Linked DNA regions of Homo sapiens: region 1 is linked to region 2. Evidence: read pairs that join two places in POLR2A ChIA-PET (ENCODE). Cell type or tissue: K562. All regions are shown on one strand. Each heading gives the region's core, and the rest is flanking DNA. Links, peaks and the distances in the headings are about the cores only.

Region 1 (10,355 bases), core at 2,342-7,341, 160 kb before region 2:
ATTTTTTTTTTTTTTTGGAGATGGAGTCTCACTCTCTCTCCCAGGCTGGAGTGGAGTGCAGTGGTGCGATCTTGGCTCACTGCAACCTGCCTCCCAGGTTCAAGTGATTCTCCTGCCTTGGCCTCCTGAGTAGCTGGGATTACAGGCATGCGCCACCACACCCGGCTAATTTTTGTATTTTTAGTATAGACGGGGTTTCACCACGTTGGCCAGGCTGGTCTGGAACTCCTGACCTCAGGTTATCTGCCCACCTTGGCCTCCCAAAGTGCTGGGATTATAGGTGTGAGCCACCACGCTCAGCCTATCCAGGATATTGACTGAAAATATCAAGAGGCAGCAACCCCCTCCAACTTAGCTTTAGGAAGGCACCACCTGGGCAGCCTCTGGATCTTAAAAACCTTTGGGGTGGCAGAGACTGGATTAATCTGTGCTTCCCTTCCCTTTGAATCACTTATTCAGCTCCTTGTCTGCATGTGGGAGAAAGACCCTGGTTAGCCCCTGCTCTTCTGATTTAGAAAAATTTACCTTGACCTAAACATTAAAACGTTTTAAAAATAATAAATTCCCAAATAAAACACTGGTCATTGAGTTTAGATCATGAGAGCAGTACATGGTATGGTAGAAGTAGTGCGAGACTGGCCAGGCATGGTGGCTCACGCCTGTAATCCCACCACTTTGGGAGGCCGAGGCGGGTGGATCATTTGAGGTCAGGAGTTTAAGACCAGCCTGGCCAACATGGTGAAACTGTGTCTCTACTAAAAATACAAAAATTAGGCAGGGATGGTGGCATGTACCTGTAGTCCCAGCTACCTGGGAGGCTGAGGTGAGAGAGTTGCTTGAACCCCAGAGGTGGAGGTTGCAGGGAGCCAAGATGGCACCACTGCAATCCACATTTGGTGACAGAGCGAGACCTGTCTCACAACAACAACAACAACAACAACAACAACAACAAAAAAAAACACAGAAGTAATGCAAGATTTACATGTCCAGGCTCTAGTCCTGACTCCACTCTGAGACTATGGGCAAGTCACTCAAGCTCTCTGAGTCTCAAGTTGCCTGATTAGTAAAGACAGACAAGCCTACCTACCTGGCAGGATCAAATAATAAAATACGCAGGAAGCTTTTGTAAACTGGAAAGTGATCCAAATATGACTACCAGTGATTGGGCAGGGCACTGCCCTCTGCCCCTGCCCCACCCCACCCCAGAGGCCCCATCAGCACTGCTTACTTTTGGGGCTGGGGAGGCCATCCACTCTGATGCACTTCCCCTTGGGGGTTGGGAACTCAGGGACGACGGGCCTCCCAATCCCCTCCAGATCCAGCTTCCTTTTGGCCTTGGAGAAAAGGGGGAGAGAGAGGCAGAGTTTGAGAATCATTCCTCCTTTAGCCTTTCCCTGATGTGGGGCCAAAGCAATGAAGCCACTTAGCAGCCACCTCTGTGCCTCAGTTTACCGCCAGTCCTGGTGAAGCACTGCTGTACTTGATAGGAAAACATCAGTGACCTGAGAAGTGAGCTTTCAGGGGAAATCTTGTTTTCTGAAGGGCAAATAAAACTCCCATCCTCTGAGGCCCAGGCACTTGAGACCCTACCAAAGCCAGTCTGGCCAAGGGCTCAGAGCTCCTTAACCACGGGCCCTAAGCCGGCTCCTATACCTGCTCCTCACCCCACCACACCCAGAGGATGATACCAGGAGGAAGCAGTGGGTGGGGCCTAAACCACATCAGGGTGGGGAAAGGGCCCCCCTACAGAAGCAGCTGGCCCAGCTAGACTGAGTGCCCATCACAGTCCCACAGCTGGTCCTTATCAGGGCGGGGCTGGGCATCCGCCCAGACCCAGGGGACTTCCTGGCTCAGTGCCACAACCCAGGGAGGTGCCCACAGTGGGAAGCAGTGCAAACATCCCCACCCCCATGTTTGGGCTCCAGCTTGAGGGCCCCAGGGCCTCCTGAATAGACTGCATTTGCCATTCTTTCTTTGCCGAGAGGGGCAGACAATGAATCCTTCCCGTGTCTTAAGGACAAGCAGCTGAGGCCACCCCCCCCCTCCAGCTCCCCCTTTCTGTTCCCGCCAAGCTTGGGAAACACCTGCTGGGGAAATCAAACCACAGACCCATCTGCTCCTCTCCACCCTGTTGCCACCCGGGCCCCAATTAGGCCCAGAGCTGCACTGGCCCGGAAAGGGCCTCTCTCCTGGTTAGGGCTGGGCAGGGGCAGGGCAGGGGCAGAGCTGGGGCACTGGGACACTGGGACATAGGTCAGAGACCCATGCTTGAATCTCCAGCTCCTTCGCAGGCTCACGGTACAAGTTGGGGGAAATGTTACACATCTAAGGAGCCTCAGTTTCTTCCTCTGTAAATGGGGTAAAAATGCCTACCTCAAGGGGCTATTGTAAGGATTCAAGGAAGGCACTACCTGGGCAGCCTCTGCATCTTAAAAACCCTGGAACAGGCTGAATTAATCCCCGCGTGGCTTCCCTTTGAAGCACTTATTTAGCTCCCTGTCTGCATGTGGGAGAAAGACCCTGGTTAGCTCCTGCTCCTTTAACTTCTGTAAAGTTCTCAGCCTGTGTCTCAGCACACAGTAGGTGTTCAGGAAACACAGAGTCCCTTCCCTAAAATCTAATCTCGACCTCTTCCTTCATACATCCTTCTGGGGGTCATCGAGCCCATTTCTTTCCTCTTTCCAACTCTGGATCCCCCAGACACCCCTACCCTGGCTTGGACAGAGAGGCCTATTTTAACATTTAGTGGTGAGGTCATGCTCAGCAGGGCTGAGACTTCTAACTGCTGCTGAGCACAGCTGGGCTGACAGGTGTTGGAGGTGGTGACAGCTCTTCCTGCTGTCAGTTCCCCTTCCCCCACTCCTGCCCCCTCCAGGAAGTCTTCCTGGGCTGATGTGAGGAGCCCTGCTCCTTGGTTTGAGGAGCCTGGATATAACACTCTTGCTTTCCACCACTACCGAGACCTGGAAACCATCCAAACACTTTACTGCTCATTCTTGAATGAGTCTCTTGAATATTCCTTTTCTACCTTCCTAACTGGTGAAATCCTATATTCTAGAGATTTAGCCCCATGCTGTCACTAGAGAAAGGGCCAGTCACTGGCTGAGACCTTCCACATGCCCTGAACCACGCCCCAACATTCATCACTTCACTGAATCTTCCCATACCACTAATCCCCATTGTACAGCTGAAGTAATTGAGGCTTGGGGAGCTCCGAGGCCTCCATCAATCCTGACCAAGGCTGCACATCCTAGTATTCTTCATATATCCCCCAGCAGGAGCACCAAGGGCAGGGAGAGGAAGGGAAGCTCAGGTGGAGTTCTACCTGAGGCAGAGGTGGGGCAGCCCAGAGCCTCCCCAGCCACACCTGTCTCCCCCGCCAGAACAAACCAGAAAGAATCCCAGGAAGACCTTGAACAGAATATCTATGCTGAGCCTGTTACATGCTCGTAACAGTCCTACCACATCAGTATTGGCACTGGCTCTCGGAAGCCAAAAAATGGAGACTTACAGAGAGTAAGCACATGCCCAAGGTCACACAAAGGCCGGAGCCAGGGTTTGAACCCAGGCCTGTCTGACTGCAAAGCCATGTACCAGGCTGCCTCAGCTGCATCCCACACACGCTGCCCCAGGATTTGCTAGAATTTGGGCCAAGGCCTGGGCTACGCCCACCTGCCCCCATCACTGCATGTACTTGCACACACACACACACACACACACACACACAGCCTTCTCTCTTTTCTCACTCTCCTTCACCCTTATTCTGCACTCCCAGGGTCCCAATGCGGCAAGTGTCCCCCTAAGGATACCTCCCTGACACCTTTGGACAGTGCCCAGAGGAAAGTCAGCCTATGGCTTGGGCTGAACCTGCAGAACACAGGTGGCAGAGGACAAGCCCAGGAGGATCAGCATCAAGGTGAGGCTGAGCACAGGTCTTGGAGTCAGACTGGCCTGGCTTTGCATCTAGGCCTTCCCCTTCTTAGCTGGGAAATCAGTTGACGTCAAGTCACCTATAAAATGGGCATCATTGTCTCCACCTATGCTGAGGATTCAGTGAGATAGTGCAGCAAAGCGCTTTGCCCATAGGGAGTGCCCCCACCAGGGAGCTGCTAGCACTGATGTATGGGGAGCACCAGTGGGAAAAGGGGAAAGTTCAAGGGTGAGCTGAAAAGAGACTGCGATGAGGGGAGGAGAGCAAAGGCTATGGCCACAGCCAGAGGCCAGCTTAGCCCTATCCTGGACGCTCTTAGGCAGCCCCTTTGGCTGGATCTTCAAGGCCTGGTCAGGACGCAAGCCCACCCTGCCAACCCCTATGGAGAAGAGTACAGCTCCTTCCTCAGGCAGCTGCAGAAGTGCAGAGGGTCAGAGATCACCAGGCACAACCCCCTTACGGGCACCACGGTGAGGAAACTGGGACTTGGGGAAGAGGAATTGACTTGCCCAAGGTCACGCAGAGTGGAGCCTGGTCTCTCCTAAGCCCTAAGTCAGATGGTGGGGGTAGGAGCAAATGTAAGGGGTCGAACCTTGCTTTCAGATCCCAGCTCTGCCACTTCGTAGCTGAACAGCCTGGGATTCACTGTCTTGCCTCTCTGAGCCTACACCTCCTCACCTGACCTGCCTTGTAGAGTTGTGTGTTAAAATGTTTATTTTCTTTCATGCCTCACAAGAGGAAATCTGGAAAATGTAGACAAATTGAAAGAAAAGGAGGACCGGGCGTGGTGGCTCACGCTTGTAATCCCAGCACTTTGGGAGGCCAAGGCGGGTGGATCACCTGAGGTCAGGAGTTCGAAGCTAGCCTGGCCAACATGGTGAAACCCCATCTCTACTAAAAATACAAAAAGTAATCCCAGCTACTTGGGAGGCTGAGACAGGAGAATCATTTGAACCTGGGAGGTGGAGTTTGCAGTGAGCAGAGATGGCGCTATTGCAAGCCAGCCTGGGCAGAGCTTCCTGCAGGCGTGAAAGAGAATGATGCCATGCGCCTGGCCAGAGGAGGCATGCGATAAAGGGGCATTCCCTGAGCCTTCCTCAGAGGACTTGGAAAGAGCTCTGGACAGGGAGCCAGGAGATCTGGGTTGTGGCCTTCATTCTGCCATTGAACTTGGTTGCCATCCTTGGACAGTGCCTGAGGTCCCTTTAAACAGAAGCTCCACAACAAATCCTGCTCACCCTGCACTTTGCAGCCCGGCCACAAAGCAAGCGGCCACACCCAGGGTTGGGTTTGGAGCTGTTCCAGGTCACGCCCTTGTAAAATGAGTAAGCAGAGGGCAGGCCTGCCCACGGGGCTGGGCCCCGGGCATCTGGGGATTGACAGGAGCGGGAGCTCTGGGCCTGGCAGGGCTTTAGGGTGGTCTGCTGCAAGGAGACTCCCCTGCTTCTTCACTTGTGACCCAGGCAAGTGACTTCCTTTCTTTGCTCAGTTTCCTTATCTGCAAGGTGCCTCATTCTGGACATCCTGACCAAGATAATGAACGTGAAGAGTGCCAAGCAGTGTCTGGCACACGAGAGGCACTCAGTAAAAGAGAGACCTTCTTGCTAAGATCACTGAGCCCTTCTGGGAGGGAGGTACAGACAGATGTACTTGGGCTCCTCTGGGAGGGTTCAAAGCAGTGTAAAACCACAGCTGTTACTGAAACTTCCAGTCTGAAAGCAGCTGGCCAGAGGAGAGTGGGCCTGCCGCAAAGCTCCCTTCCCTGGGGGGAGCTCAGCTCCTAAGTTAGGCAGTATTAAAAAAAGTCAAGGCTACATAGAGAAGAGCCTGCTGCCTGACCAGGTGCATTAGAGTAGCTAGCTCATGCCTGTAATCCCAGCACTTTGGGAGGCTGAGGCAAGAGGATTGCTTGAGCCCAGGAGTTTGAGACCAGCCTGGGGAACATAGGGAGACCCCTGTCTCTACAAAAAATAAAAAATAAAAGACAGAAGAGCTGACTGCCTTGTGAGTCCCATCACTCTACCCCATCCCCATCTCTGACCTTAGGTCACATCCCCTCTCTGAGCCTCAGTTTCCCCCTGTAACATGGAGCTATTAATGCCATCTATTTCACGAACTACAAAGATGTTTTAGGCTATAAAACACTGAACACAAGATACCCAATCCCAGTTATCCTCGGTTGCTTAACCTGTAAAATGGGGATAATACCATTCCTGCCCACTGCCCTCCTAGTTAGAAATCATGTGCAGGAAGGGTCTCCAGGAAGGTTAACGTTTTGAACATGGGCAAAGCCTGAGTCCACTGGCAGGGAGTGGTGGCTCTGCCTGCATCCAGAGCTGGCTGGGCATCCGTGCTTGCTGACTAGCACAGGTCTGACCAGATGCCTCTGGGGCAGTGGGGGGTGGTCTTATCCCTGTACCCGAACTTATTCACCAAACTCACAACTAAGCAAACCTACAACACCCCCTTCCTCTCCCTGGAGCCTGCTTCCAAAACCCAGGACCTGGAGCTGAATGTGGCTGAGAAGAGCTAGCCCCACAGCCACCCTGTGCACACACGCATTGTGAAGGAGAGAACACTGAAGCCCAGACTGGGTCCAAGACTTGTCCAAGGACACACAGAGAATTAGTGGCAGAGTCACACCAGAAACCAGGCTCCTCAACCACCACCACCTCCACTCCCCCAGGCTTTTCCCACTCCACCCCCCACCCTAAAGTTGTTTTGATTCACACGGGCTCCAGGAATTCCACTCCCACAAAACACACCCTGAGCCCAGGTCAGCAGGCAGCCTGGTGCCACTACACTTTGGGCCCTCTCTGGCAACGAGCCTGGGAGCTTGAGGAGAGAGCAGCCAATCTGAACAGAACCCAAGGGGGCTGCCCACATTTGTATCTGCTACATGGCTGTCTGGGAGGGAAGACTGGGCCTGGGGGAGGACCTAGGGCAGATACTTGGGGCTATCTCAGGAGCTGGCTGGACAATTTGGAGTCTGTCCATGGCAGATTGGATGTGAGAGACCCACTAGACCTATCCCTCTGTCTTACCAAAGTCCCACAGTGTCCCCAGGCCATACTCTTTGCCTGGACAATAGCAGGCACCCAGTACTGGTTTCTGGCCAAACAATGAAGTAATGAATGAATGGCGGCAACGCTGGCTGCATGGACTTCCCCAAGGTCACACAGTGCACTGGGAGTAGTGAGTTGGGTCTCCCTCCAGACTCGCAATCCAGTGCTCATTCCACTCCACTAGAATGGATGAGATTATTTCATCCAAAGTCTGAAAATGAAGGGGTCTTCTACTCAGATATTGGGGGCACTGGGTCCTGGAAACTGAAAGCTCATCTTCCCTCTTCCCAAAACTCTACCTGCTCCACTCAAACTGGATCTCAGGCACCCCTCCCTCCTTTCCCACACCTGGAAAAGCATAGGGGGAAGCGGTGGGGGCCCCCAGCATTACCGGCAGCCGGCCTGCCGGCAGGCATCGCACAACTTGGCCCTCGGGTCCGTGGGGAGTGGCGTCGAGGCAGGTGCCTGGCGCCGCTGCGGGAGGCGCCGTCTGCGGGTACAGCGGTGTGTAGTAGGTAGCAGTAGCTGGGCAGAGCTGGGGGCTGCTGAGGCCGGATGGCCACAGCTCTGTGGGGCTCATCGCGGGCACCACCTTCGGGGTCTGCCCAGCGGCCGAAGCCAAGGCCCGGGGCCCTTGCAGCATAGCGAGTAAGGCGCCCCCTACCCAAAAGGGCTTGGCGCGCCCGCGGACACCTGCGGGTTCCGGTGCTGCCGCCTTTCACACGGCCCGCGGCATGGCGCGGAGGCCGGGGGAAGCCGCCAATGGACGCCTGCGGGGCAAGGCCGGACCCTCCCCTCCTGGCCCGCGGCCGAGCAGAGAGCAGCGCTTAGAGATCGCCGCTTGGAGATCGCCCGGCGGCTGCGGTGGTGGCACTGCCAGGGGCTGTCTCGTCCCGAGGGCACCGCGACCCGGGACGCCCCGCGCTCCCCAAGGCCTCGGCACCTGGGGTCCGGCCGGCTCTGGGGAGGGGTCCCCGGCGTGCCCTCAAGCTCGGCGGAGACGCGATGCGCTGGGATGGGGAGGGGGGTCTCGACTGCACCGACTTCCTTGCGGCTCGCTCTCTAGTCCTTGAGTCTTTCTCTGCCTCTTTTTTTTCTTCTTTTTTTTTTTTTTTTAGCGCCAAACGTCGTGCCGCGAAATTCGGATCTCCCGCGGAAAATGCCGCGCTCCGGTTGGCTGCTGCGACAGTACAGGCTCCACCCCCCCCCCCCCCCCCGGAAAGAACGCGTCCTCGAGGCGGCGATTGCAACACTAGCTTCGCTGCTTAAAGGGGCAGCCACACCTGCTGTTGGTGCCGCCAGCCGCCGGCCGCGCTAGTTAGCAGCCGGCGAGACGGAGACAGAGGGTGGTTCCGGGATTCACAGTGCAGAGGCGGCCAGAGCAGTGCACAGCGCCCCGAGAAATGGGCCCGGATTCCCTGGGATTGAAGGGAAACATTTTGGCGCGGGGTCCCAGCCTGAGCCCAGACCCAGCAGTGTATTCCCCAGGCCACAGGCCCTTTTGTTAGTTTGCATTGTTGCTTAGCTAGCACATGTGCATTCATATCCCCTTTCCTGCTAAAATGAAGGCCAGGAACCTGTTCCCTTTAATGGCAGAGGGGTGAGGGACGGAGGCAAACTAGTCTACTTCTTTGTAGGGAAAACTAACATCTATTCAGCGCCTACAGGATGCCAGGCACCATGCTAGATCCTTACAAGCGTTGTTTTAGTTAATTTATTCCAACAATCCTGGGAAGAGGAATGATGATCCCCATGATAAAGACTGACAGTCTGAAAGGCTGGGTAACTTGCCCAAGGTCATACAGAGAGATTCCCTGATTTGAGAGCTGGCAACAGAATCTGGGACAGGTCCCAGCTCTGGAGCCCTTGTTTTTCCAGTTAAGGGGTTCTTCTACTCTCCCAAGCTGCCTGGGGGCACAGCAGGGTCAGAGTCCCACTGCAGAGCTTTGTCTTGTTCACAGTTGTATTATTAGGACCCAATACTCAGTAAATGTTTGAACATCTCTAGGTTTCTTTTAAACAATCCTTTTGTCACAAGAGCCTCTCTGCCTCATTCAAAAACCTTCATTGCTGATAATACATTCCTCATCACTCCGGTTTAGAGAGGCTCAGAGAAGCAAACTTGGGTAGTGAGTGGTAAAAAGTTGCTAGAAGCTGCTGCTAGATTTCAGGTCTGATTTCTTGCCTGGTGCTGTGTGATTTTTATGCAAGTCTGAGCCTTGGCATTCAAAGCCCTCCAGAGACAGTCCACAGCTTAATTCCTCATTAGATGGTTGAGGCCAAGGTGGCAATAACCCATGATGATTAAGAGCCCAGGCTTTGTAGCCAACAGCCCCGAATTCAAACCCAGGCCCAGACACTTTATTATTCATTGTGTGACCAAGGCAAATTTTGTAAATTCTCTGATCCTTGATCCTTGATTTTCTCCTCCTAATAGCACTTACCTCATATGATCATGAGGAAATCTCATGAGATAATGCATATAAAGCTTTCATCACAGAACCTGGATCATAAGGAGCCTCAAGAATTGGCAGCTGTTGTTATATCTCTGACTTTTTTTTTTTAGACAGAGTCTCACTCTGTCACCAGGTTGGAGTGCAGCGGTGCAATTCTCCTGCCTCAGGTTCAAGTGAGTCTCCTGCCTCAGCCTCCCGAGTAGCTGGGATTACAGGCGCCAGCCACCATGCCTGGCTAATTTTTGTATTTTCAGTAGAGGCAGGGTTTCACCATGTTGGCCACGCTGGTCTCGGACTCCTGACCTCAGGCAATCCGCCCTACTTGGCCTCCCAAAGTGCTGGGATTACAGGTGTGAGTCACCGCTCCCGGTCACATCTCTGACCTTATCTCCAGTGCATAAGACCCTTTTACTCTAGTCTACGTATCTCATTGGTCCTTTTTGGTCCTTTGAGGGCCAGCTTAAATCTCACCTCCTCCAAGAAGCCTCCCCTGCCTGCTTCCTCTCAGCCAGAATGGCTCTTACCCTCTTGGGACCCTTAGTGTGTTCTACCTCAACAAAACAAGGCTTCGTTTTCATACCTTGTTTATCAGTTAGGTTCTATGCTCCTTCAAGAATCTAGGTCAGATCTCTCTAGAATGCCCCTTAGCATCTAGGGCCTGGCTTGGAGTGCAGAAGGCAGGTAATAAATACTGATTATGATTCACTCATCTGCCTGGCTGCAAAGAATAGGAGAAGTTAATGAGATCTGAAGTCAGAAAGTCAGGAGGCCCAGATTAAGTAAGTCCCGCTCTCTACTTCCTAGTTAAGTGACACTGGACAGCCGCTGCTTCACTTCTCTTAACCACAATTTCCTCAACCATCAAATGTGGATAATGCTATCACTCAGTCAATTTCACATTAC
Region 2 (10,355 bases), core at 2,753-7,752:
AAAAAAGAAAGAAAAAAACAGAAGGATAAACTGATGAAGTTCTATATGCTGAAAATGATGAACAGAAGTTAATGAAAAAGAGAAAAACAATGCATAAAGCAAAAAAAATGAAGATCTTCATTGTGTATTGAAAGAGTAGATCCATCTGGCTGGGCACGATGGCTCACACCTGTAGTCCCAGAACTTTGGGAGGCTGAGGTGGGTGGATCACTTGAGGTCAGGTGTTCAAGACCAGCTGGCCAACATGGTGAAACCCCATCTCTACTAAAACTACAAAAATTAGCTGGGCGTGGTGGCAGGTGCCTGTAATCCCAGCTACACAGGAGGCTGAGGCAGGAGAATTTCTTGAACCCCGGAGATGGAGGTTGCAGTGACTTGAGATCATGCCACTGCACTCCAGCCTGGATGACAGAGCAAGACTCTGTCTCAACAAAAAAGAAGAGTAGATCCATCAGCATTGCACTGATGGATCCATCCAACATGTGCCGCTTAATGGTATACTGAAGGTGAAACAAGCAAGATCTATCACGATGAACAGAAAATTTAAGGAAACTGAATATTCAACAGGCTGATTGCAGATTTTTTGGGGTGTGGGGACAGGTCTCACTCTATTACCCAGGCTGGAGTGCAGTGACATAAATATGGCTCACTGCAGACTCAGCCTCCTAGGCTCAAGCAGTCCTCCCACCTCAGCCTCCCAAGTAGCTGGGAACACACACACATACACCATCATGCCAGGCTAATAAATTTTTTGCAGAGACAGGGTCTTGCCATGTTGCCCAGGCTGGTCGTAAACTCCTAGGCTCAAGAAACCCTCCCACTTTGGCCTCCCAAACTGTTGGGATTACAGGTATGAGCCACTGCACCTGGCTGGTTGCAGAAATTTAAGACGAGACATGATGTTACATTTTTAAAGATTTGTAGGCCAGGTGCAGTGGCTCATGCCTGTAATCCCAGCACTTTGGGAGACTGAGGCGGGTGGATCACTTGAGGTCAGGAGTTTGAGACCAGCCTGGCCAACATGGTGAAACCCTGTCTCTACTAAAAAAAAACACAAAAATTAGCCGGGCATGGTGGTGGACGCCTGTAATCCCAGCTACTCCGGAGGCGGAGGCAGGAGAATTGCTTGAACCCAGGAGGTGGAGGTTGCAGTGAGCCGAGATGGAGCCACTGCACTCCAGCCTGGGCAACAGAGTGAGATTCTGTCTCAAAAAAAAAAAAAAGAAAAGAAAAAAAAAAGAGAAAATGCATGATGAGCTTATTGAGGGGCAAGAGCAGAATGCATTCATAACAAAATCATGTCTAAGACAAAAACCATTGGTAATGAAGCAGATGAAGCCTGGTGTGGCAGTTCATGCCTGTAATCCCAGCACTTTGGAAGGCAAAGGTGGGAGGATCGCTTGAGTCCAGGAGTTGGAGACCAGCCTGGGCAACATGGCAAGACCCCATCTCTACAAAAAATTTAAAAAATTAGCTGGGCATGGTAGTGTGCACCTGTGGTCCCAGCTACGTGGGAGGCTGAGGTGGGAGGATCATGTGAGCCCGGGAAGTCATGGCTGCAGTGAGCCAAGATCACACCACTGCACTCCAGCCTGGGCAACAGAGCAAGACCCTGCCACAAAACAAAACAAAAAACAAAAAACAAACAAAAAAAAATAGAAAAAAAAAAAAAAAGGCAGATGACTCTGGAGGAAACATTTTAAAAAGCCATCCAGGAGAATGCCTCCTTGTCCCTAGGGGACCCACTTCCTGCTCCCTCAACTGCTTCTGATGTTTCTTCTCACCTTAAAAAAAATACAGTGTAGTCCCCTCTCTCCTCTCCCTTCTCCCCTCTCCCCTCTCCCTCTCGGTCTCCCTCTCCCTCTCTTTCCACGGTCTCCCTCTGATGCCGAGCCGAGGCTGGACTGTACTGCTGCCATCTCGGCTCACTGCAGCCTCCCTGCCTGATTCTCCTGCCTCGGCCTGCCGAGTGCCTGCGGTTGCGGGCGCGCGCCGCCACGCCTGACTGGTTTTCATGCTTTTTTGGTGGAGACGGGGTTTCGCTGTGTTGGCCGGGCTGGTCTCCAGCTCCTGGCCGCGAGTGATCCGCCGGCCTCGGCCTCCCGGGGTGCCGGGATTGCAGACGGAGTCTGGTTCACTCGGTGCTCGGTGGTGCCCAGGCTGGAGTGCAGTGGCGTGATCTCGGCTCGCTACAGCCTCCATCTCCCAGCCGCCTGCCTTGGCCTCCCAGAGTGCCGAGATTGCAGCCTCTGCCCGGCCGCCACCCCGTCTGGGAGGTGGGGAGTGTCTCTGCCTGGCCGCCCATCGTCTGGGACGTGGGGAGCCCCTCTGCCTGGCTGCCCAGTCTGGAGAGTGAGGAGCGTCTCTGCCCGGCCGCCATCCCATCTGGGAAGTGAGGAGCGCCTCTTCCCGGCCGCCATCCCACCTGGGAGGTGAGGAGCGTCTCTGCCCGGCCGCCCATCGTCTGAGATGTGGGGAGCGCCTCTGCCCCGCCGCCCCGTCTGGGATGTGAGGAGCGCCTCTGCCCGGCCGCGACCCCGTCTGGGAGGTGAGGAGCGTCTCTGCCCAGCCGCCCCGTCTGAGAAGTGAGGAGACCCTCCGCCCAGCATCCGCCCCGTCTGCGAAGTGAGGAGCCCCTCCGCCCGGCAGCCGCCCCGTCTGAGAAGTGAGGAGCCCCTCTGCCCGGCAGCCACCCCGTCTGGGAAGTGAGGAGCGTCTCCGCCCGGCAGCCGCCCCGTCCGGGAGGGAGGTGGGGGGGTCAGCCCCCCGCCCAGCCAGCCGCCCCGTCCGGGAGGGAGGTGGGGGGGTCAGCCCCCCGTCCGGGAGGTGAGGGGCGCCTCTGCCCGGCCGCCCCTACTGGGAAGTGAGGAGCCCCTCTGCCCGGCCACCACCCCGTCTGGGAGGTGTACCCAACAGCTCATTGAGAACGGGCCGGGATGACAATGGCGGTTTTGTGGAATAGAAAGGGGGGAAAGGTGGGGAGAAGATTGAGAAATCGGATGGTTGCCGTGTCTGCGTAGAAAGACGTAGACATGGGAGACTTTTCATTTTGTTCTGTACTAAGATAAATTCTTCTGCCTTGGGATCCTGTTGATCGGTGACCTTACCCCCAACCCTGTGCTCTCTGAAACATGTGCTGTGTCCACTCAGGGTTAAATGGATTAAGGGCGGTGCAAGACGTGCTTTGCTAAACAGATGCTTGAAGGCAGCATGCTCGTTAAGAATCATCACCACTCCCTAATCTCAAGTACCCAGGGACACAAACACTGCGGAAGGCCGCAGGGTCCTCTGCCTAGGAAAACCAGAGACCTTTGTTCACTTGTTTATCTGCCGACCTTCCCTCCACTATTGTCCTATGACCCTGCCAAATCCCCCTCTGCGAGAAACATCCAAGAATGATCAATAAAAATTAAAAAAAAAAATACATTGTACAGTAATCTTTTAATCAAAACACTGCATCATAGGTGGAGACTGAAAGCCTGCCACTTGTGGTCGCTGTTTTTTGTTTGTTCGTTTGTTTGTTTTGAGACAGGGTCTTGCTCTATCACCCAGGCTGGAGTGCAGTGGTGTGATCTTGGCTCACTGCAAGCTTCTTCTCCTCGGTTCAAGCGATTCTCCTGCCTCAGCCTTCCGAGTAGCTCGGATTACAGGCATGCACCACCAGGCCCGGTTAATTTTTGTATTTTTAGTAGAGACGGGGTTTCACCCCGTTGGCCAGGCTGGTCTCGAACTCCTGACCTTAAGTGATCCACCCGCCTTAGCCTCCCAAAGCGCTGGGATTACAAGTGTGAGCCACAGCACCTGGCCTGGTTGGCGGGGCCGGGGTCGGGTGTGGTGGTGGGGGGAGGGGGGGTGGGTCGCTGTTGTTTCACAGCTGATCCAGGTTTTCTGGTGATGCTCCTCTGCTGCTTAGTTGCCCTGAACACATTACTTTTTCACTGTATTAATGACATAGCATATATTTTGCTGTTAAGAACTTATTTTTTATTTTTGAGACGGAGTCTCGCTCTGTCACCCAGGCTGGAGTGCAGTGGCGCGACCTCGGCTCACTGAAAGCTCCGCCTCCCAGGTTCACGCCATTCTCCTGCCTCAGCCTCCAGAGTAGCTGGGACTACAGGCGCCCGCCACCACGCCCGGCTAATTTTTTTTTTTTTTTTTTTTTGTATTTTTAGTAGAGACGGAGTTTCACCGTGTTAGCCAGGATGGTCTCGATTTCCTGACCTCGCGATCCGCCCGTCTCGGTCTCCCAAAGTGCTGGGATTACAGGCGTGAGCCACCGCGCCCGGCCGCTGTTAAGTACTTATATGTGAATAAGCGTAAGAAAGTATTGCTTATCAATAGCATATACATTTACAGTCTGGAAAAATGGTTAGGCCAACCAACCAGAGATTGTCCACAAGGGTGGCTGAGATAGTGACACCTTTGCTTTCTGATGGTTCAATGTACACAAACTTTGTTTCATGCACAAACTTACTTAAAATATTGTATAAAATTACCTTCAGACTATGTGTATAAGGTGTATATGGAACATAAATTAATTTCATATTCAGACTTGGGTTCCATCCCCAAGATATCTCATTATGTTTATGCGAATATTCCATAATCCGGAAAAATCCCAAATCTAAAAACCGTCTGGTCCCAGGCTTTTCAGGTTAGGAATACGCACCCTGTAGTAACTTGCCCAAGGTCACATAGCTACTAGCTGGTCGAGACAGGACCACATCTGCCTGTCTTCAAGCTCGGGACTCTTAAACCACCACTCCTTTCCGTTTGTATAAATTCTATTTGTGCCCGGAGTGGTGGCTCACGCCTGTAATCCCAGCACTTTGGGAGGCCAAGGCGGGTGGATCATTTGAGGTCAGGAGTTCCATACCAGCCCGACCAACATGGTGAAACCCCATCTCTACTAAAAATACAAACAAATTAGACCGGTATGGTGGTGCGTGCCTGTAATCCCAGCTACTTGGGAGGCTGAGGCAGGAGAATCGCTTGAACCCGGGAGGCGGAGGTTGCAGTGAGCCGATATCGCGCCACTGCACTTCAACCTGGGTGACACAGCGAGGCTCCGTCTCAAAAAATAAATAAATAAATAAATTATATTTGTTTACGTTGTTACAGAATAAATTTGCGTCATAATTTGCATGATTGATTTAATGTAGTTTTGGCGTTCTCATCACACAAGGACCACCAGCTCGTGACACTGGGAGGAGAGAACGTCCTCAAGGTCCGGAAACTCAAGGACGTGCTGATTCGGGAGCTTTCAAAAACTATTTTTGGAAAACCCAGATCCCGGTCTTCAGCCAGCGTCGCCTGCAGTGGCTAGCACTACCCACAAGGGAGAAGCCGACGCTGCAGGGCTTTGCCAAATGCGCCTCTCTTCCTCGTCTTCATCTCTGTGGTTAGCCTGGGAAAAGAGCCCGCCTCCTGGCCCATAAGGCCCTCGGCCGGAAGCTCCGCTTTCTCTTCCTGCTCTCCATCATGGCGGTGAGTAGCTGGGACCTGGATTTGCTTTCCTTTATCCGTCGCCATCCATGGCAGGCCGAGCCTGCGGGGGCTACTTCGCCCGCAGCCCGAGGAATATGGAGCCCGCAATGCCTGCTGGCCCAAAACTAGCAGAGCCGTTCGAGCCAAGGACGCAGGGTTGAATTCTGTCACTTTCCCTGCCATCGTTTTAGGAGCGGCTCCGGGCACTTGCCCGGAGTGCTCAGAAGCACGGTCAGGAGGCTGCAGCGGGGGCAGATGGGGTGAATGGAGGGTTCTGAGGCAGGGGGGTCCGGGCCTTTTCCTGGTCCCGGGGACTTGAGACTTGCTCGGTGCTAGGAAACCTTAGTCGGTTGCTCCGCTTAGGGAAGGTGCCAGCCTTTAGACAGCTTCCGAATAGGATGCTGGACGTCGCATAACCACGTGTTTCCTGTTAACTGAGCAATTAAGTTCTGTTTCTTCGCTCACTCCCCTTAGTTGGCCTTACAATGGGGGCGCTCTTTGTTACCCTGAGCCTCTTAGGGTTCGATCTCAGTGTCCGTATCTTTTAACACTCAATAACTGTCCTGAGTTTTCTCTTCACCCGTTCCGTTCGTGGAGGAAGGATAGGTTCCGAGCTGTCTTCTTCCCTTGATGTCCCCTAAACATTATACCTTTTAAACATTCAGGGTCTTCGTTACGATTTGGGATGAGCAGAAATAAAAATGCTGTGCAGATAGAAAGTAGTAAAACTCAGGGCCCTCAGCTGTGAGTGTATTGACTGCTGCTCTTCCCTGTTGCAGCAGGATCAAGGTGAAAAGGAGAACCCCATGCGGGAACTTCGCATCCGCAAACTCTGTCTCAACATCTGTGTTGGGGAGAGTGGAGACAGACTGACGCGAGCAGCCAAGGTGTTGGAGCAGCTCACAGGGCAGACCCCTGTGTTTTCCAAAGGTGAGTAGTCACAAGGACATACAGGGTTTGCCTGCTTGGGTCGCTTGGTTGTTTCTTGATTTACCTGCTGTCGAGTCTGTTTAGAAAGTGACAGTCGGCATCACTTAAAGCATTAAATTCATGAGCCGGCCAAGAGGTGTCTTTTTTTTTTTTTTTTATTCAAGATGGCGTGTGGGATTGGAACACTAGATTTTATTTGAGCAGATCTTAAGCTAAGACTAGCCCAAGTAAAGATTTTCCTAAGTAACTAGGATATGAGATAGAGTGGAAATGTCAGGAACGAAGTAAAGATCATTAGATCTGATTAGCAGTTAGGGTTATATAGGCTGCATTAAGAACAGGGCTGTACGGGAGCATGAGGCTTCAGTGGCCTATATTAGTGCCACTGCACTCCAGCCTGGTTGACCCTATCTCAAAAGTTGTATACAGATTGCCTGGGTTTGAGTGATGGCTTCACCATTTGCTGGTCTGACTCTGGGCTCTCTGGACCTCTGCTTTTTTCTTTGCATAAAGAGGGTAATACTTTATAATTGTGGAAGATAAAATGAGTTGTACATGTGTAGTTGCTTTAGGACAGTGAAATATGGCAAGTCTTTGGATTCCACTCCTGCTTTTTGTTACCAGCTGTGATGTTTGGCAAGTTAATAAACCTCTCAAAACCTCACCTGTAAAATATGGATAACAGTACAATAAGGTTTCAGCAAATAGTAGATGTTGTCAATAATGCTTTGTTTTCTTTGGAACATGATAATCTTACTAGTGGCTTCTTCGGCCTATTCTGGTTGTGACCTTGCCCTTCCTGGAACTTCGGCGTTATGACTGTTCTTAACTGCTGAAGGATGGCTGGATGTCTGGAAATGGGAAAATCTGTGCTGTGGATGAAATCTTATTAATAGATGTGGGAGACACTAATTAGAACACCACAACTTAAAAGAGTGTGGATGAATGCTTAATGTCTCTTTAAGTCATGGAGATGGTGTTCTGGGAAAGAGGTGAGTGTAGTGGGGGTATGATGGCATCTGACTCCTTGTTACCCACTTCCTGCAGCTAGATACACTGTCAGATCCTTTGGCATCCGGAGAAATGAAAAGATTGCTGTCCACTGCACAGTTCGAGGGGCCAAGGCAGAAGAAATCTTGGAGAAGGGTCTAAAGGTGAGCCTAATCCCCTAATGGAGTGATATTGATCAGCACTCCTTTAGTAACACATGTAGATAAGTTACATTTAATGTTCTGTTCTTTGGTGTCTTGATATTTATTTACTTAAGCTTCTAAAAGGCTTTTTCTACAATCAGCAGGGTTAAACTGTTCTTGGTGGTTTAAAAGATGCTTGAGGCTGGGCACGGTGGCTCAACGCCTGTAATCCCAACACTTTGGGAGGCCAAGGCGGTTGGATCATTTGTGGCCAGGAGTTCGAGACCATCCTGGCCAACATGGTGAAACACCATCTCTACTAAAAAAAGATAAAAATTAGCCGGGCTTGGTGGCGGGCTCCTGTAGTCCCAGCTACTCGGGAAGCTGAGGCACGACAATTGCTAGAACCTGGGAGGTAGAGGTTGCAGTGAGCTGATATTGTGCCACTGCACTCCAGCTTAGGCCACAGAGTGAGACTCTTGTCTCAAAAAAAAAAAAGAAAAAGGATGCTTGGGAGTCATTTCATGCCTCTGCTTTCTCTGGGTTTTTCTCTGCTCTTTGGAAGCTGGGAGAGGTCATACTGGGTAGTTGGGGTGTGAATCTATAGTCGAGGTATAGTGAGGAAGTCAGGTTGTGTTCTCAGCCAAGTTTCATTGACTTCTGTTTGCTCTGGGGTGCATGTTGCAGGCTGAGCTATTAATAGTTACTTGGGGGTGGGAGGGAGTTGAAGATGACAAGGAATGTTATTGCTGCATTTTTCTCCACAGGTGCGGGAGTATGAGTTAAGAAAAAACAACTTCTCAGATACTGGAAACTTTGGTTTTGGGATCCAGGAACACATCGATCTGGGTATCAAATATGACCCAAGCATTGGTATCTACGGCCTGGACTTCTATGTGGTATGAATATTTAATCTTTTCCCGCTCCTGGTCTGTGAGGAGAGGGGAATCTTTATTTCATATGTGGTATGTTGGTGTTCACATGTTGAGTTGCAGCTTTGAATATTGTCTGCCTTTGTGTTCTCCTCCCCCTTGGGGAAATGTGCCTCATTTGTGGCAAATGTAGGGGTGCAGCTCTGAACAAGGTGGACAAGATCCCTGCTGTTGGGGAACTTGCAGTCGAGGATCTGTAAAGCACCCACATGGCTTAAAGGTGGATGAAGGAAACTGTTCCCTCCAGCCAGTGATTTGAAACTTTGGAGAGAGGCAGTATTGGTGCCACATTTGGCCTATGGGTTGGTTGGCTGCACTGAGGCTGTTCTCCCCCTGGTTCTTCCTATAGAAACAGCTTTGGGTGATGCAGTGGTTTGCTCAGGAAGGGGGTTTTAACATAGAAATGACCTTTTGTGTTACTGCCGTGTTTTGGTCCAACAATAAAACTGAATAGCCTAAATCAGAAGTCCTGACTAGTGTGGAACCTGAAAGATGGTGGCACCCTCATTAGACAGACAAGTAATAAGACTTGGATACTCACAGGATGTTGGAGGAACAGCACACCTTTGGGAAGCATTTTTGAGCTGAAGCAGAAGGAAGAAAATATATATATTTGTGCTTCTCAGAGTTGTATGTTTTCTACACTGCTGGTGTGGCAATAGATTTTTAAATGTTACTTTTAAAAAGAAAAATGGAGATTTGGGAGCAGTAATGGAGGATCCTCAGCACCACTGGAAAATAGGCTGGGTTAGGGGGGTGCTGAAAGTTCCAGCCTCCAAAGCAAACTTACAGTATGGCTGTGTGTTGCGTGGGATGCTGGTGGCAGCTTTGTCAGACACAGATCATGGGTCTTGCTCCAGAATCCATTGGGCTGCCAAGTGACTCTTTGAAGATCTGTCTGTAATGTGTGAGTCTTGTCCATCTGCTCTTGACTCTGAGCTGGCTAGGTGACTGTTGGTTATTCCTGGGACAGGTGCTGGGTAGGCCAGGTTTCAGCATCGCAGACAAGAAGCGCAGGACAGGCTGCATTGGGGCCAAACACAGAATCAGCAAAGAGGAGGCCATGCGCTGGTTCCAGCAGAAGGTAAAGCTGATTTATCTCAAGTGAAGTGGTGGAATGTGATGTTGGTGAATGGAGTTGGGATTTGGGGATGCAAAATATAGTACTATTTGCTGGGTATCTTCTTTAAAGTTAGAATATTGGGCATCTTGACAAATCAGGGGCTTCCAGGGATGATGGTTTAAAAGAACATCCAGAACTAGGCCTTCTCCCTGTCACCATGAATGGGGGTAGATGGAAGGGGAGGAATATGGCTTTTAACAGGAGCCCCCTTTCTCAGATGATAGTGCAGTTCAGCACAGTGTAAAAACCAGCCAGCTTCCTATTTAGTCCAGAAAAGGATGGGATTCAGAGCCCAAGTTCATGTATCAATCAGATGTGAATTCTCAAAAGTTAGCCATTGCTGCAATCTCTGCTGTTGCCTCCTGTTCTGAAAAAATTAAATCTCTTCTCTTTCAGTATGATGGGATCATCCTTCCTGGCAAATAAATTCCCGTTTCTATCCAAAAGAGCAATAAAAAGTTTTCAGTGAAATGTGCAATTCTGTTGTGTGTTCTGTGAAAGGATCCTGGCCATATTCAAGTCCTTGGACCTCAAGCCACTTAAAGCTTCGATGGGAGTAGCTGGTAACAACCCCGTCATCCTCTGATTGGATGCCAGTATTTCCTGGCAGATCCAAGTCCAAGCTTCATAGCATTCATTGCCTGTGCTTGCCACACCTTGGTTGATGTGCTGTGGTGCAGTAGCCCCATTTGGAGGGGAGGGTTTGGTTGATGTTGGGGTTTGAATTTAGAGCCTTGGTTAAGCAGGGTGCAG

Evidence for each region. Peaks named below come from ENCODE experiments on the same cell type or tissue, not always from the same donor. Only the 100,000 strongest peaks of a DNase experiment are listed, where the experiment ranks them.
Region 1: POLR2A ChIA-PET joins it to region 2 with 16 read pairs; 15 of 35 experiments call an interaction of 5 or more read pairs at or near these places.

Annotation. Positions count from the first base shown.
Region 1 is chr1:23,523,155-23,533,509 of GRCh38, forward strand. E2F2 (E2F transcription factor 2) reads right to left here and starts at 8,079. Exons shown (of 7, transcript NM_004091.4): 1 at 7,388-8,079; 2 at 1,229-1,334. The coding sequence starts at 7,639. LOC101928163 (a long non-coding RNA gene) reads left to right here. Exons shown (of 3, transcript NR_110799.1): 2 at 3,776-3,916; 3 at 4,251-5,265. RefSeq lists silencers at 5,133-5,329, 7,485-7,633, 8,171-8,310 and an enhancer at 5,348-5,477. In K562, for the core only: no CTCF peak of the experiment used is centred there; DNase peaks (open chromatin) are centred at 5,207, 5,667 and 6,887; H3K4me3 peaks cover 1,195 bases.
Region 2 is chr1:23,686,346-23,696,700 of GRCh38, forward strand. It overlaps RPL11 (ribosomal protein L11), which reads left to right and starts at 5,461. Exons shown (of 6, transcript NM_000975.5): 1 at 5,461-5,484; 2 at 6,264-6,414; 3 at 7,462-7,568; 4 at 8,315-8,446; 5 at 9,453-9,563; 6 at 9,999-10,355. The coding sequence starts at 5,479. The coding sequence ends at 10,028. RefSeq lists an enhancer at 5,423-5,742. In K562, for the core only: CTCF peaks have their summits at 3,477, 5,355, 5,802 and 6,003; DNase peaks (open chromatin) are centred at 5,396 and 5,793; H3K4me3 peaks cover 2,558 bases.